2 separate regions of the Homo sapiens genome follow, and region 1 is linked to region 2. A link is an interaction called in ENCODE POLR2A ChIA-PET data of the cell type or tissue named here. Cell type or tissue: GM12878. All regions are shown on one strand. Links, peaks and the distances in the headings refer to the core of each region. The heading gives the core; the rest is flanking DNA.

What was found. ChIA-PET counts read pairs that join two places held together with the same protein. Peaks named below come from ENCODE experiments on the same cell type or tissue, not always from the same donor. Only the 100,000 strongest peaks of a DNase experiment are listed, where the experiment ranks them.
Region 1: POLR2A ChIA-PET joins it to region 2 with 5 read pairs; 1 of 35 experiments calls an interaction of 5 or more read pairs at or near these places.

Annotation. Positions count from the first base shown.
Region 1 is chr19:16,152,966-16,158,331 of GRCh38, reverse strand. It overlaps HSH2D (hematopoietic SH2 domain containing), which reads right to left. Exons shown (of 6, transcript NM_001382417.1): 4 at 5,124-5,289; 5 at 3,841-3,933; 6 at 1-1,122. The coding sequence ends at 538. Among named protein-coding and RNA genes, the nearest start is that of HSH2D, 12 kb to the right of the region's middle. RefSeq lists an enhancer at 66-355. In GM12878, for the core only: no CTCF peak of the experiment used is centred there; a DNase peak (open chromatin) is centred at 2,381; H3K27ac peaks cover 1,656 bases.
Region 2 is chr19:17,926,334-17,931,699 of GRCh38, reverse strand. No RefSeq gene overlaps it. Among named protein-coding and RNA genes, the nearest start is that of CCDC124, 4.0 kb to the left of the region's middle. RefSeq lists enhancers at 1,766-1,835, 2,466-2,565. In GM12878, for the core only: no CTCF peak of the experiment used is centred there; a DNase peak (open chromatin) is centred at 2,451; H3K27ac peaks cover 935 bases.

The DNA of each region.
Region 1 (5,366 bases), core at 268-5,267, 1.8 Mb after region 2:
CGAACTCCTGACCTCAAGCGATCTGCCTGCCTCGGCCCCACAGAGTGCTGGGACTACAGGCATGAGCCACTGAGCCCGGCTTGCAGTGTGCTTTTAGACAACAGAACAAACAGATGATATGGGAAAAGGGCTCGGATTCACCTGGCTTCAAATCCTGGTGCTGACACCCATAGCTCTGTGGCCTTGGTCACGCCTCTTATCCTCTCTGAACCTCAGTCTCTTCTTCAAAACATGGAGGATGACCCTCCCTGAGGGCCTTGCTCTGAGGCGTAAAATAATGAATAGAAGGTCTGGCACTGGGGCTGATGTATAGCTGGTGCCCCAAACCATCAGCGTCACTCTGATGATTGTTGCTAAAATAACCAGCTCACCCCATGGGTGAGTGCAGGAACAGACCCCAAAAACATCTTTATTCCATTTCCCGGGTTCCCGAAGACCCCCGGATGCCATGGTGTGGGGCCATGGAAGAAATGTTAAGGCATTCAGGAGTGTGGCAGCCCCTGGCAGCGAGTCCCAGAGCCAGGGTGGACCTGTTCTCTAGCAGTACCCAGGGGCAAAGGGTGGCGGTTGTTGGTACTCCTCCGGGAGCTGGTCGTTCTCAGGCTCTGCCAAGCCCTGGTGCTCTGGCTTGGACTCCTGGGAGGATAGGGCTCTCACTACCATTTGGTGCCAACTCCTGTCCCCTGGGGTCACCTCAATGCAGCTGACCGACCTCTCGGCCTTCCTGGTGGGGACCTTTCTGTCTTTTGGTGCCTGGGGCTGTGAGGGGCTTTTGAGAGATGTGGCCACACAGGGATCCGTGTAGCCTCTGTCCCCCGAGGTGGGATCCCCTGAGTGATCTTGGCTGCCTTTTCCGGTCCCAGGGCCTGAGATCACCGTGGATCTCCGGACATCCAAGAGTGACGACAAGTTCACAGTGGCGAGGTGGCTTTTTAGCTGCTGCCGGACCCTCTGGCCTCTCTCGGGGAGCATTTTGAGGCTCCTCCAGAGTTTCTGGCGGGTCTCTCCAAGAGGGGATTTTGGGGGGCAGGAGGAAGTGGCTTCCTTGGTGGTTATTCTGTTCATCTCTGCTGACGGCTTCCTTTCCTTTGATTGGTGACACAGGACTGGCTTTGGGGAGGCCTGAAAATGAGAGTAGGGGAGGCCTGGGGCAGCTTGCCCACCAGAGCACCATGTCTGTCCCAGAAATTGGAGCCTGGGTTCCACCCAGACACCCTGTGGCTGAGAAACGTCCCCGTGTGAACCCCCAAACCTGATCCCATGCCCCATCTTTCTCGTCTCAGTAAATGGCTTCACTGTCTCCCCCAGGGGTTGGCAAACTTGTTCTTCTTCCTTTTTTTTTTTTTGAGATGGAGTTTCACTCTGTCGCCCAGTCTGGAGTGCAGTGGCACAATCTCGGCTCACTGCAACCTCCACCTCCTGGGTTCAAGCGATTCTCCTGCCTCAGCCTCCCAAGTAGCTAGAACCAAAAGCACACCACCACGCCTGGCTAATTTTTGTATTTTCAGTAGAGACATGGTTTCACCATGTTGGCCCTGGTGGTCTTGAACTCCTTACCTCAGGTGATCCACCCACCTCGGCCTCCCAGAGTGCTGGGATTACAGATGAGAGCCACCGCACCTGGCCTGGCAAACTTCTTTTACAAAGAGTCAGAGAGTAAATATTTCAACTTTGCAGGCTGTACCATCCGTCTCAATTATGTAGCTCTGCTGTTGTAGCGGATGCCAGAGGTCACACGTGAACCAATGAGCGTGCCTGGGTTCTAATATAGCTTTATTGATAAACATGGAAATATGAATTTTATCTGATTTTCACAGGTTACAAAATACTATCTTTACAAAAATGTGGGGCCAGGTGTGATAGCTCATGCCTGTAATCCCAGTGCTTTGGAAGGCTGAGGCAGGAGGATTTTTTGAGGCCAGGAGTTTGAGACCTGCCTGGGCAATGTAGTGAGACCCCATCTCTACAAATCTTTTTTTTTTTTGAGAGGGTCTTGCTTTGTCACCCAGGCTGGAGTGCAGTGGTGCAATCATGGCTCACTGCAGCCTCGACCTCCCAGGCTCAAGCAATCCTCCCACCTCAGCCCCCAGAGTAGCTGACTACAGGCGTGCGCCACCATGCCTGGCTAATTTTTTTATTTTTTGTGGAGACGGGCTTGCTGTGTTGCCCAGGCTGGTCTCAAAGTCCTGGCCTCAAGCAATCCTCTCCTCTCAGCCTCCCAAAGCACTGGGAATACAGGTGTGAGCCACTACGCAGACCAAATATCCATGTTTCTTTCCACACCTGGGCTCTCATTTTTGTCCCTCCCACCTTGACACTGTCCTCCACCCCCACCTCACTTCCTCCTTCTTTCCATCTCCACCAGTGCCCAGGAAAGCCCCTTCTGCAGCCAGTAGCCACAGGAAACATTTAAAACCACCAGTTCCGGCCAGGTGTGGTAGCTCACGCCTATAATCCCAGCACTTTGGGAGGCCGAGGTGAGCGGATCATGAGGTCAGGGGTTTGAGACCAGTCTGGCCAACATGGTGAAACCCCGTCTCTACTAAAAATACAAAAATTAGCACGCACCTGTAGTCCCAGCTACTCAGGAGGCTGAGGCAGGAGAATCGCTTGAACCTGGGAGGCGGAGGTTGCAGCGAGCCTAGACTGTGCCATTCCACTCCAGCTTGGTCGACAAAGCAAGACTCCGTCTCAAAAAAAAAAAAAAAAAAAGTCCTCCCATGCATACACTCTCCTTTGGCTCCTCCCTGGTGCAACTGGACTAGAATCCCAGCTCCTCACCTTGGCTCCAAGGCCCTGCACTATTGGCCCTTCCTGACCCTGGGGCTTCAACTTCTGACAATCTCTCTCTCACTAACCCCAATCCATCTATATGCTGGCTTTTTTTGTTCTGTTTTCCAAACACACCAAGCCCCAGGACTTTTGCAAGTGCCATTCCCGCTGCCTGGAATGTCCTCCCTGTGTCTGTGTGTATGACTGGCTCCTCCTCACCTTGCAGATCTCAGCTATAAGCCACCTCCTCTAGGAAGCCTTCCCTGACTGCCTTCCCCCACTTGCACCCCCCACCTCCACTGATGTCCATCACACCAGCCTGTTTCATTTGTACCACTGTCATAACTTCCCCTGCTGGGCAGGGGGCTTGGAGAGCACTTAGACTTCAACCTAGGGGTGCCTAAAGGTCTCCCAAACCCCAAGATGCTGTGATACATTCATTCATCTACTCCACAGATTCATTAGTTAAGCACCTTCAATATGGCAGGTCCTTTCAGAGGGGTGGGAGAAGCAAAGGCAAACAAGCCAGATGGAGTCTCCAGTCTCTCAGAGCTCACAGTCTGACTGGAAAGGCAGCCAGGGAGCATGTAAACCCATAAGTAAATAGGATTTTGAGGAACACTTTTGGGAAGTCCGCTGCAGTGAATAAACAGGGTAATGTGAAGGAGAATCCAGAAGGTGTTGCTTTAGGTCTGGGGCCTGGGGAAGGAGGCACTTGAAGGAGAAATGAATGAAGACATGGGAAATCTAGGGGCAGGGCACACAGTTTGTGCAAAGGACCTGAGGTGGGGCCGGCACACGCAGAGACCCCGAGGCTAGCTTGGTGTGTCTGAACAACAGACGGTATGGCAGCAGGGCTGGCGCTGGGTAGGTGACAGGCAGAAAGAGGACCTCAGATTGTAGTTTGAATTTTAATCTCGGTGTTGCAAAAGCACTGGAAAGGTTTAAAGCACCAAGCTGTAGGATCGCATTCTCATTCTAGAAGGAGCCTCCTCTGGAAGCTGTTGACCACCTCCACTCCTGCCCCTCAGCCAGGTGGGAGGTGCCAGCCTCCTGTCATATACATACCTCCTCAGGGGCAGACACCGGGCAGGCAGCTTCCTCGGCCACTGCGTTGGAGTAGAGGAAGAGATCCTCGTAATCCACGTTTGCGGGATCCTTCTGCAGGGCGGAAGGGGCCTGTAGCTCAGCACTAGGGAGGGGGAAAGGTCCTGCACGGACCCTGGAAGGCAGGTCTCAGGGACCATCCCTTGAATAGCAGTTTCTTAGTACCTAGGCCACGCCCACTAAGCGTTATAAGAAAATATGCCCCACCCACAGCCATTTCTTAGGGATTGGGACACACCCACTGAGCCTTCTAAAGAAAGATGCCCCGCCCATAGCACGTTCTTGGGAGCTAGGCCACACCCACTGAGCCTTCTAAGGAAAGATGCCCCGCCCACAACAGTTTCTTGGGCGCTAGGTCAGGCCCACTGAGTCCTATAAGGAAAGATGCCCCACCCACAGCAGTTTCTTGGGAGCTAGGCCACACCCACTGAGCCTTCTAAGGAAAGATGCCCCACCTACCACAATTTCTTGGGAGCTAGGCCAGGCACACCAAGCCCTATAAGGAAAGATGCCCTGCCCACAGCAGTTTCTTGGGGACTAGGCAACACCCACTGAGCCTTCTAAGGAAAGATGCCCCGCCCACAGCAGTTTATTGGGAGCTAGGCCACACCCACTGAGCCTTCTAAGGAGAGATAACCCCCCTCAGCAGTTTCTTAGGGGCTAGGCCACGCCCACTGGGCCTTCTAAGGAAACATGCCCTGCCCACAGCAGTTTATTGGGAGCCAGGCCACCCACTGAGCCTTCTAAGGAAAGCGTATTGGGAGCCAGGCCACGCCCACCGAGCTTCTAAGGAAAGATGCTCCACCCACAGCAGTTTATTGGGAGCCAGGCCACACCCACTGAGCCTTCTAAGGAAAGATGCTCCACCCACAGCAGTTTATTGGGAGCCAGGCCACACCCACTGAGCCTTCTAAGGAAAGCGTATTGGGAGCCAGGCCACGCCCACCGAGCCTTCTAAGGAAAGATGTCATTCCTTCAGATGAGCCAAGATTATACCTGGCACATGAACCCTTATAAAAAATCAGCCTGTTGACATGGGCCTGGAGGGCGGAGCCATGGGGAAGCAGGAACCACAACGGAGACCGCTGTGGGGGGCAGAGGGACTACTGGGGTGGGGCCGGAGGGGCCAAGGACCATGAGAGTGACAGAATCAAGAGGAGCTGATGGGGGCGTGGGAAACAAAGGGGTCTGGGGGGCTTGGCCCCAAGGAAATGGCTGTGAACCTTGTGGGTCCCCGCCCTCACCTGCCTGCAGGGCTGTGTCAGCAGCTCCCTGCGCGGCTCAATTGGCTTCTGCTGGTGGAAGGTGACCAGGGCGTCCAGCGAGGTGTGGGCCACCTTCTCCCCGGGGATCATGAAAGTCCCATCATCCAAGAGCTTCACCATGAAATGGCAGCAGCTGCTTTGGGCTCTGCGGAGACACTGCGGGGGCTGGGACATCCTACTCCCCCTCATCCCTGCCCCAAGTCCCCAGCCCTTGGGCCGGCA
Region 2 (5,366 bases), core at 142-5,141:
TTTGAAAGCAGCCTGGGCAACATTATGAGACCCCATCTCGACAGAAGATAAAAACATTAGCTGGGCGTGGTGGCATGCTCATCCTCCCATTCAAGAGAATCACTTGAGCCCAGAAGTTGGAGGGTGCAGTGAGGTATGATAGCGCCACTGCACTCCAGCCAGCCTGGGTGAAGGAACCTCTCTTAAAAAATACTAATAAAGGCCAGGCATGGTGGCTCACGCCTGTAATCCTAGCACTTTGGGAGGCCGAGCCAGGCAGATCACCTGAGGTCAGGAGTTTGAGACCAGTCTGACCAACATGGTGAAACCCTGTTTCTACTAAAAACACAAAAATTAGCTGGGCGTGGTGGCACATGCCTGTAATCCCAGCTACTTGGGAGGCTGAGGCAGGAGAATCACTTGACCCCAGGAGGCAGAGATTGCAATGAGCCGAGATCGTGCCATTGCACTCCAGCCTGGGCTACAGAGTGCAACTCCATCTCAAAATAAATAAATAAATAATAATAATAAAGGCCAGGCGTGGTGGCTTATAGCTGTAATCCCAGCACTTCAGGAGACTGAGGCGGGCAGATCACTTGGTGAGTAGTTCAAGACCAGCCTGGCTAACATGGTGAAACCCCATCTAAAAATTACCCAGGCGTGGTGGCATGCGCCTGTAATCCCAGCTACTTGGGAGGCTGAGGCAGGAGAATCGCTTGAACCTGGGAGGCAGAGGTTGCAGTGAGCTGAGATCACGCCACTGCACTGCAGCCTGGGTGACAGAGTAAGACTCTGTCTCAAAAGTAATAATAATAATAATAACAATAAAATAATAATCGTAATTGTGACTAAAAGATGTGCCTGGGGTTGAAATAGGGTTGTGGAGGCCCACAGCCTGGGTGATCAAAGAGGGCTTCTCAGAGGTGGTGGCATTTAAGGAGAGCTCTGAAGCTTGAGAAGGAAAGAGCTGAGTGAAAAAGAGAGGGAAAGGTGTTCTGGGCAGAGGGAACAGTATATGCAAAGGTGAGGAGGTGAATATAAAGTGAGGAAGATAAAAGTAGCCCTGGACCACACACAGTCAGCTAGCAGTTGGCCTGGCAGTCACAGCTAAACTGTAGAGTTTTTTGATTGACCAAACCAATTTCACGGAATGTCCACATCAGACAGGGACACTCAGACCAGTCACACTTGGCCGCAGAAAAACAAAACCCTTCCGTAATCGAGTCTTAGCACAGGTGAATACAAGAGCATTGTCCAAACCACAAAAATGGCCAAACCTCCCCATCTCCTGGCCAAAGGGCGTGACTGCTAGTTTTCGCCAATTCCCAGCAGGTTCCCCCGCCTTCTAGGTAAAAAGATTATTAAAGGCCGGGCGCGGTGGCTCACGCCTGTAATCCCAGCACTTTGGGAGGCCAAGGCAGGCAGATCACGAGGTCAGGAGATCGAGACCATCCTGGCTAACACGGTGAAACCCCATCTCTACTAAAAATACAAAAAATTAGCCGGGTGTGGTGGTGGGCGCCTGTAGTCCCAGCTGCTCAGGAGGCTGAGGCAGGAGAATGGCGTGAACCCGGGAGGCAGAGCTTGCAGTGAGCGGAGAACACACCACTGTACTCCAGCCTGGGGGACAGAGCAAGACTCCATCTCAAAAAAAAAAAAAGAGATTATTAAAATACTTAGAGAATTGTCCCACTAGCTGTTTGCATACAATCCAGGGCAGAATCCCACTCCCTTGAACTCTCCTCGAATCACCCCACAGTTGCCCTAGTTCTGTAACACGCTCCTTCTCACTTTCTCTTTCTGAGATAAACAGAACCCCTTCTGGTGTGTCTTCCTTCAATGCATTAATCCATAAACCCAGCTGGGTTTCACTGCAGCTGTTTTTCTGGTGGTATTTGACATCAACAGGACTGGATGTCCTACTGAGACTGGGCTGAGACCTTCCCTGCCACCAATCAGTACCCTGGACTCAGCAAAAGTGCACCCATCTGAGGTCAGGCACGGTGGCTCACGCCTGTAATCCCAGCACTTGGGGAGGCCAAGGAAGGCAGATCATCTGAGGTCAGGAGTTGAAGACCAGCCTGGCCAACAGGGTGAAACCCCGTCTCTACCAAAAATACAAAAAGTAGCTGGGCATGGTGGTGTGTGCCTGTAATCCCAGCTACTCAGGAGGCTGAGGCAGGAGGATCGCTTGAACCCGGGAGGCAGAGATTGCAGTGAGCTGAGACTGCACCACTGAACTCCAGCCTGGGTGACAGAGCAAGACTCTGTCTCAAAAAAAAAAAAAATAGTGTGCACATCTGAGACCCTTGTGTCTCTATCTGCTTAAGGTGATTCTGCCTGTGGCTGGAAGGTAAGTTAATGCTGACTGGAGCTTCAGTTATGATCTCATTAGGGCCCTTCTGTGTAGGGTTAATTTCGTTTACTATTCTAGGAATGAGTTTCTCCACGGCTTTTTGGTTTTCTGATCAGCCACTCTGTTCCTTGGTGAAATTGTTTTCTCTCTCGACACCTCCTCCTGTGGACTGTCTCTTGTACAGGGCTGTATGAGTTTCTGGTGGCTACAGTAGCAAATGACCACAAACTAGTGGTTTTGAAAACAACAGAAATTGGCTGAGCGTGGTGGCTCATGCCTGTAATCCCAGCACTTTGGAAGGCCAAGGCAGGTGGATCTCCTGAGATCAGGAGATCGAGACCAGCCTGACCAACATGGTGAAACCCCGTCTCTACTAAAAATACAAAAATTAGCCGGACATGGTGGTGTACGCCTGTAATCCCAGCTACTCAGGAGGCTGAGGCAGAAGAATCTCTTGAACCTGGGGGGCAGAGGTTGCAGTGAGCCGAGATAGTGCCACTGCACCGCAGCCTGGGAGACAGAGCAAGACTCTGTCTCAAAAAAAAAAAAGGAAACAATGCAAATCAATTCTCTCATAGTCCTGGAGGCTTCAAGTCTAAAATCAAGGTCTCACTTTGTTGCCCAGGTAAAAGTGGAGTGGTGCAATCTTGGCTCACTGCAGCCTCGACCTCCTGGGCTCAAGTGATCCTCCTGCCTCAGCCTCCCAAGTAGCTGGGACTACAGGCCTCACCACAAAGCCCAGCTAATTTTTGTATTTTTAGTAGAGACAGCGTTTCACCATGTTGGCCAGGATGGTCTTGATCTCTCAACCTTGTGATCCGCCCATCTCGGCCTCCCAAAGTGCTGGGATTACAGGTGTGAGCCACCGCACCCAGCCAATTTTTCTACTTTTTGTAGAGACAGGGTCTCACCATGTTGCCCAGGCTGATCTCGAATCCTGGGCTCAAGTGATCCTCCTGCCTCAGCCTCCCAAGTAGCTGGGACTACAGGCCTCACCACAGAGCCTAGCTAATTTTTGTATTTTTAGTAGAGACAGCGTTTCACCATGTTGGCCAGGATGGTCTTGATCTCTCAACCTTGTGATCCGCCCATCTCGGCCTCCCAAAGTGCTGGGATTACAGGTGTGAGCCACCGCACCCAGCCAATTTTTCTACTTTTTGTAGAGACAGGGTCTCGCCATGTTGCCCAGGCTGATCTCGAATCCTGGGCTCAAGTGATCCTCCTGCCTCGACCTCCCAAAGTGCTGGGATTGCACTGTGGGTCCATCGGGGGAAACGTCGATAAAGAGAGGACGGGCCTAGACTCAGTAAGTCACCCTTGAGTCAGTGTTGATGGCCAAAGTATTCCAAAGATCTCCTTGGACCACTGTCCTTTGGGCAACTTTTCACCATTTCAAAATCTTAGAAGGAAGCTGTGCGCAGTGTTGTGCTTCTGTAGTCCCAGCTACTCGGGAGGCTGAGGCAGGAGAATCGCTTGAGCCCGGGAGGCAGAGGTTGCAGTGAACCATGATCACAATACGGCACTCCAACCTAGGTGACAGAGCCAGATCCTGTCTCAAAAAAACAAAACCAAAACCAAACATGTCTCTCTCCAATGGTACCTCACACTGGGGACAATTTAGAATTTGAGTGGCCACTGTGAGACTTTTCCACTGGAGAGGAGACTTACAACGGAAAGACAAAATTCTCATGAGGCGATCATCTGTTGTGTTATTTATTTATTTATTTATTTATTTGAGACAGGGTCTCACTCTGTTGCTCAGGCTGGAGTGCAGTAGTGCAGTCATAGCTCACTGCAGCCTCGACCTCCCAGGCTCAAACGATCCTCCTGCCTCAGCCTCCCGAGTAGCTGGGACTACAGGTGTGTACCACCATACCTGGCTACTTGAAATGTTTTTTAAAAAATTGTGATAGGGTCTCCCTCTGTTGCCCAGGCTGGTCTCGAACTGCTGGGCTCAAGAGATCCTCCCACCTTGGCCTCCCAAAGTGCTGGGACTACAGGTGTGAGCCACCATGCCTGACTAATTTTTGTATTTTTAGTAGAGACGGGTTTTTGCCATGTTGGCCAGGCTAGTCTCGAACTTCTGACCTCAGGTGCTCCGCCCGCCTTGGCCTCCCAAAGTGCTGGGATTACAGGCGTGAGCCACCGCACCTGGCCAATTAATTATCTTTTGAAGATCCAATTTTTATGTTTGTCTAGAGCCCCCTTTATCTCCGTTCTTTTTCTTTCTTTTTTCTTCCTTCCTTTCCCTTTTTCTTTTCTTTTCTTTTCTTTCTTTTCTTTCTTTCTCTTTCCTTCCTGTCTTCCATCTTTCCTTCCTTTCCCTTTCTTTTCTTTCTGATCTCTCTCTCTCTCCTTCCTTCCTTTTCTTTCTCTCTTTCTCTTTCTTTCTTTCAATAGGAACATGGCAACATATTGAGACCTATAGGAAGAACTGTTCTTCTAACTTATTTTTTTTTTTGGCCTTCTCCATCCCTTTTCTCCTCACTTGGGAAACTTGAAAGATGACAGGCCAGCCACAGTGGCTCACGCCTGTAATCCTAGCACTTTGGGAGACCAAAGTGGGAAGATCACTTGAGGCCAGGAGTTTTGAGACCTGCCTGGACAAGATAGAGAGACCCCTGTCTCTACAAAAATAAAAAAAAAATCAGCTGGCGTGGTGGCAAGCTCGTCTTCCCAGCTACTCAAGAGGATTACTTGAGCCCAGGAGTTGGAGACTGCAGTGAGCCACCATTGCACTGCCTGCATGCACTCCAGCTTGAGCAACAGAGTGAGACCCTCGCTCAAAAAAAAAAAAAAAATCCTTACTGTGACCAAAAGATGTGTCTGGTGCTGAAATGGGTTATAGAGGCCCACAGCCTGGGTGATCACAGAGGGCTTCTCAGAGGAGGTGGCATTTAAGAGCACTCTGAAAATTGAGAAGGAAAGAGCTGAGTGAAGACAGGGAGGGAAAGGCATTCTGAGCAGCAGGAACAGCATATGCAAAGGCGAGAAGGTGAATGTAAAGTAAAGAAGAAAAAATTGGCCCCAG